2 separate regions of the Homo sapiens genome follow, and region 1 is linked to region 2. Evidence: read pairs that join two places in POLR2A ChIA-PET (ENCODE). Cell type or tissue: OCI-LY7. All regions are shown on one strand. Each heading gives the region's core, and the rest is flanking DNA. Links, peaks and the distances in the headings are about the cores only.

Region 1 (2,910 bases), core at 167-2,666, 200 kb before region 2:
TAAAGTACTTTTTCATCCATGTTATCCATCTTTCCAATTTTTTAAAACATACTCATGATCATTATTTTGAAATCCTTGTCCACTAACTCTTGTATCTGAATCATCTCTGGGTCTGCTTCTTTTACTATTTTATCTCCTGATTGGTTGTTTCTTCCTTTTTCTTTTTTTGTTGCATGTTCAGTGACTTTTTTTTGTATGCTGTATATAGTGATTAATACAGTGGATGGGCTCTAGATTATATTCTTCTGAATGTTGAATCTTGTTCTAGCAGCAAGTGTCTATTTAAATTTAGCCCTCATATGACATAATTGACACATCTTTTATCTGAGAATTATAAAATTTGATCATGATCATATTGTAGCCTCTCAAAGTGCTCTAGAAATTGTCAGTGGTTTACATGAAGTGGCCATGGGTGTCCAGAGAACCCTGAAACTGTATCAAATTTGTACATATTTCCAAACATTTTTATTTTATTTATTTTCAAGATATGCAGCAAGTTTAATACCTGAAGGTTAACAGAAATGGCAACAGGACACAGATGCAATGCTACAGTAAAATGGGGCTGGGGGTAGAAGGGGGCAGAGGGACACTGGATATCATCACGCCAACCAGTGAATGACTCCTCTGGTACCCTGAGGTCATGAGACACTTGACCGTGTCACGAAGTATGGAGTAAACTAACAACTCTGAAAGACAAGTAGCTGGCAGCATTGCTGAGATTAGACTAGGGGCCAGGGCCTGGAGCTTTGTCACAGAGTGTTGATGCTCAAGGATGCCTGGGCTCAAGAGTGTTTTGGTCAGCATTTTAACATGAGGAGAAGGGCTTCTTCAGGACATACTCCCTTCTCTTAACATGAGGTGAAGAAACCCATCCCATTCTGGGTAATGGGGCCCCATAATACCTTGGTCTTTTGATATACACTACACACCACTGTGCCCCCCCCAGCCAGCTTCAATCTGTCTGCTAAGCACCCACTTTGCAAATGGATCTCAGAGAGAAGAAATCCAGAGGAGGTGGGAGGAGCACCGTGGTGGGATTTGAGGAACAGGAGTTGGCCAAAGGAGCAGATGTGTCCCATGTCGGGTCCCTCCTAGGCATGGTAAAGACTGCTATTGCTCAGAAGCACCTTTTCCCCAGGTTTGAAGGCTGGTATCCCAAGGTAGGGGCAGCTGGCACAGTGGAAACTATTGCCCAGATAGCAGTTTCCACAAGCTGACTTGGGTTGGGAGCTCATCTGCTCCCTTGACTTCTCTTTTTCCAGTTCTTCGGCAAGGCCACGGGTGCAGCTCTGGCAGGTCTTCCTCTTTTTCCCTTCCCCACAAGGAGCAGCCTGCAGGGAAGTCGGATCTGGCTTCTTCAAATCTTCTGGATCCAGCAGCTCCTCTGAGTCAATGAGATCCATGCTGTCATCCTCCATATCATTGGCTGAGAGGGTCCACAGCTTGGCAGCAGCAGGGTACCCAGCAGGCTTCACTGAAGGAGATGACTTCTTGGTGATGGAAAGCTTAAGCTGACTAGAAGAACTCACTTCAAAGTTGTTTTTTGTTTTTTTTTTTTTGCTTGTGATCTGAACAAAGAGCAGGCTGTCACTTTCATGACCCAGGTGTTCTTGAACAGACTGTACCTCCTCAGGGCTTAAGGGCTCCCATGGCAGCTCTTTCACTTCCACAAGACCGGAAGCAGTCAGGGCTGAACACAGCTTGCTGTCTTCGCTTTGCTGTTGTTATCTACAGCTGGATCTACTGGTTCTTTCAGAAAAAGACATCCACTAGGCCGAAGGATCCGGGCAATTTCAGCCAAAATCTCAGCACTCAGTAGAGTGGTGCTTCCCAGGACTAAACCCAACAAAATAATGTCAAAGCTGGATTATTTGTGGGCAGACTGCAACAGCTGGTTGTTTTCCACAGACACGCGGCCCTCATTGCCAGTTAACACTTGAAGCTTATCCACCAGATCTTTCAGAGCCTGCACTGGGGATGACTTATCCCAGACCACTGCCACAAACTGGCCAGCAGAGATCCCAAAATCTGCCATTCCTGCAGTGCAGTGCTGATGGACCTAAAAACTGCCGCCTGGGCTCGCTCCCAGCTTCTCCTCAGCCGTCGACCCCACACAAACATTTTCAAAATGAAAAGGCACTCTCGTGTTCTCCTCCCTCTGTGCACTTTGCTATTGGTGTGTGACAAGGCATCTAAAGATGTTTCTGTTTTTTTTTTTTTTTTTTTGGTAAGGTGGTATTAACTATATGGTTATTGGCTAGAAATTCTAAGTTATCAATTGTGTGTGTGTGTGTGTGTATATATATATATATATTTGTAAAAAGAACAAAACAAACGAGACGAACTCGGATGCTCCTTGCTTGGCATCGAGGCTGTGGAGAAGATGCCTTTTGGAGGGGCGATAGCTCAGAACCTGCACTGTGAGGCTGGGCCTGTTGACTCTGCAGTGGCATCCATTTAGCTTCAGGTTGTCTTGTTTCTGTATATAATGACAGCATTCTGCTGCCATCTTAGCCGTGGACAATGGGGGATCAGCTGGCATGAGAAGTTTTCTTGTTTCGTTTTGTTTTGTTTTAATTAAGTGGGGTAGTTTTTCAACTGTTTGTTTTTAAACAAACTGTAGAACTCTTCATTGTCAGCAAAGCGAAGAGCCACTGTATCAATGAAAGTTCAAGAACCTTCTGTACTTAAACACAATTTGCTGTTTTGTTATTTTTTGCTTAGAATGTTGAAATGTTTTTGAAGTTAAATAAACAGTATTACATTTAAAAAATAGATAAATAATAAATAAATAAATGTAGCCCTCACTCCTACTGTGTAACACTGGTCATTCATGGTCCATAATCCTAGGATGTGGGCTTTCTAGAGTCTCCATGAATACCTAGACATCCACGAAGGTTTACACATTCT
Region 2 (2,910 bases), core at 186-2,685:
TAAATATACGAGTGAGGGAAGGAATAGGAGGGCAGAGACAAGGAAGAGCAACCCAACTCTTTGCCTCAAGGCCTACAAGAGTCCCGTTGGAGCTCCAGATCACAAACCTTGTCCATCCCCCTATTTGCAGGACCAGATCCCACAATATTCACTCTGCACAGAGAGCCAGGAAAATGAAATGTCTGCCTCCTCTGGGCCCAACTTTTCCTCCATGTGGTCCTGACACAAAAAGGCTTTCAAGGAACCGTATCCTGTCAGAGCAGAAAGGGACTCACAGGTCCACTAAATCCAGCCTCTCATTTCATAGACCCAGAGAGGAGGAGTGACTTGTCTCTGGATGACCGGTCCACACTGCAAGCTTCCTGCCCTGGGGGTGGTAGAATCTGGTGCTGCCACCCCTCCCCTGCAGGCAGATCCCATGGGAGTCTGTCTGGGCAGGCGGTGGCAGAATAGCACCCACTCAGGGAAGCATCCATGCTCCACTGGGCTTCTGAGTTCTGTGTTTCTCTGGCCAGGCAGAGAGGGGCGGTGGAGCTCAAAACACAGGCCCAACAGATGGTTTCTATTTGCAGCCACTGAGGCTGGTCTGTGCCAGACTCCTGACCTATTTTGAGGAACTGAGGGCCCTGCTGGCTCAGAGATGGCCTCCAACTTGCACCCCCTTAGCCCAAAGTCTGGCAGGGGATCAAATGGGTGGTTCAAGACCAGTGGGGAGAGGAGTGAAGGTGGAAAACCTTTGAAAATGAGGCCAGGGTGGATGGTCTGCAAGCTCGAGCTCTGGGGAACAGATCCTTGGAGTGCGAGCCCCAGGTCATCTGCCTCAGAATCACCTGAAGTGTTTGTGGAAATGCAGGCTCCCGGGCCCCACTTCCAGCCTGCAGAATCACACACTGTGGGAATGAGCTAGGAAATGTGCATTTTAACCAAGCCCACCAGGTGCTTCCTGTTTGGGATCTTTGCTGTTCAATGGACTGCCTGTGGACCAATAGCACTGGCATTACCTGGGAGCTGGTTAGAAATGGAGAATCCCAGGCCCCACCCTTGACTCAAATGAGAATCTATGGTTGAACACGGTGGTGGTCCAGGTGGTTCACATAGATGATTCAGTTGGGTATCACTCTCCAGCTCAGTGCTTCTCAAACTTGCAGGTGCATCACAATTACCCGGTGGGCTTGTGAAAACATAGATTGCTGAGGCCCACAGTTTCTGATTCAGGAAGTCGAGGGTGGGGCCCGAGAATCTGCATCCCTAACACGTTGCCAGGTGATGCTGAAGCTATTGGTCCCGGAACCAGACTTTGGTCCCTGAGTGGCATTGCAAGGAGCACTGGGCCCTCTGAAACTTCAGCTCTGTGACTTTGCATCTGTCCCTTTACCTCCCAGTTCCTCCATCAGAAAAATGGATATAATTCATATTTTTCCTAGGATAGTTATGAGGATCCAGTGAAATAATACTGTGTGTGAACATGCTTTGCTAACTGTGACTGCTCAACAAAGATTATTTTATCAGTCAATCTGCACCTTCAAAAGTGCTTTGGGTTTGCCCCTGACAACCACCCTGCCGGCCAGCGAGTGAGTAAAAGAGCTGGGCCTAATGCATCCCTCGAGGGCTTTCTTCTGCATTTCTAGACTGTCATGCACAAGATCATGCAAACACCAAGTGCTCAATAAGGGCTGGTGGAGTTAAACCCAGGACTTCTGGTTTTCAGCCCTATTCTCTGTCCACAGCAGGTCCTACTCCTCACCCCCTCCTTCATGGCCTCCGGCTTCTTGGTAGGTGAGGCTGAGCAACTTTTTTAAAAGGCTGTTTCATAGTCCAGGCCAAAGGCTGAGCCGGGGAGATGCCAGGCATAGCTGCCACTGCCGAGGCTCCCTGCCTGTGACATGCCCTGACCGACTCTCAGGATAACCGGGATCCCGTGTTCAGAGTGCCTGGCCTGGCCCCTGGCCCACAGACCAAGACGTTGCTCCCTGTCACCTGGCAATGCAGAAAAAGATGGACTGATAAACTGTCCCCAGGGGAATGTGGTAACTGGTGATGGGCCTTCCCCTTCCCAAGAGATAATCTATCTACATTACAGCCAGGGGATGGCATGGAAGAGAAGGACGATCTGCCGGCTCCGTTGTAGTATCTCTGTTAGAGTAAAAGGAAGCCCATCTCTCAGTGCCCCAAATGTGAGAAAGGAGAAGTTGAAGTTCTTTATATTGCTGCTAATCATTTTGGGTATAAAAAAGGATAGTAAATCAACTTGCCCATAAAGAAATAGATACCAGGCCTCATGCACAGAGCTTACTTGGAGATAAATTCTTTGCACTGTCCACCCTGTGCTGTCCCCAAGGAGTGAGTGTGTGTGTGTGTGTGTGTGTGTGTGTGTGTATGTTGGAGTAACCATTTCCTCTTGGACTTTGGAAACAATTCAAGGGGCCTCACCAGCTGAGGGTCTAGAAACTAGAGCAGAAACTTTTTTTTTAAATTAAACTTAATGGTACTGAGGAAATCAATGGGTTTTTGTTTGAAAACATCCGTGATAACTGTCTCATGATGTTCTCCACCTCTCACTCCCTGCCTTGTAAAAAGAATCCAGTAGTTAATTTAGGACCCAGCAAGGAAAGAGGAGTCTTGCTGGGATCTGTGGCCAACAGTTCCCCTACAATGCCCTCTGTTCCCCCAGTTCACAAGGGAGGCCGCCTCATTCTAGGTGGTCATGTAGCATTCTGCATGACTGTCCAGCACACAGCTCTGCTCCATAGAAGTGACCCACACTCAATGGTGACAGCTAAACCAACCAGCTCCTCCCCTTGAAGGGTTTAAATGTGGGCTACATTGCACCACTAGTTGGTGGCAGAGGCAGAAGCCATAAGCGGAGGGAAGAGAGATGGAGAAGAGGTCAGAGAGGAATGTAAAGGGGAT

What was found. ChIA-PET counts read pairs that join two places held together with the same protein. Peaks named below come from ENCODE experiments on the same cell type or tissue, not always from the same donor. Only the 100,000 strongest peaks of a DNase experiment are listed, where the experiment ranks them.
Region 1: POLR2A ChIA-PET joins it to region 2 with 13 read pairs; 3 of 35 experiments call an interaction of 5 or more read pairs at or near these places.

What each region holds. Positions count from the first base shown.
Region 1 is chr15:68,832,931-68,835,840 of GRCh38, reverse strand. It overlaps the pseudogene LOC390600. Among named protein-coding and RNA genes, the nearest start is that of ANP32A, 13 kb to the right of the region's middle. In OCI-LY7, for the core only: no CTCF peak of the experiment used is centred there; a DNase peak (open chromatin) is centred at 1,640; H3K4me3 peaks cover 1,409 bases; H3K27ac peaks cover 2,415 bases.
Region 2 is chr15:68,632,981-68,635,890 of GRCh38, reverse strand. All of the region lies in intron 1 of CORO2B (coronin 2B), which reads right to left. Among named protein-coding and RNA genes, the nearest start is that of CORO2B, 55 kb to the right of the region's middle. In OCI-LY7, for the core only: a CTCF peak has its summit at 551; DNase peaks (open chromatin) are centred at 550, 1,170, 1,610 and 2,140; H3K4me3 peaks cover 2,500 bases; H3K27ac peaks cover 2,500 bases.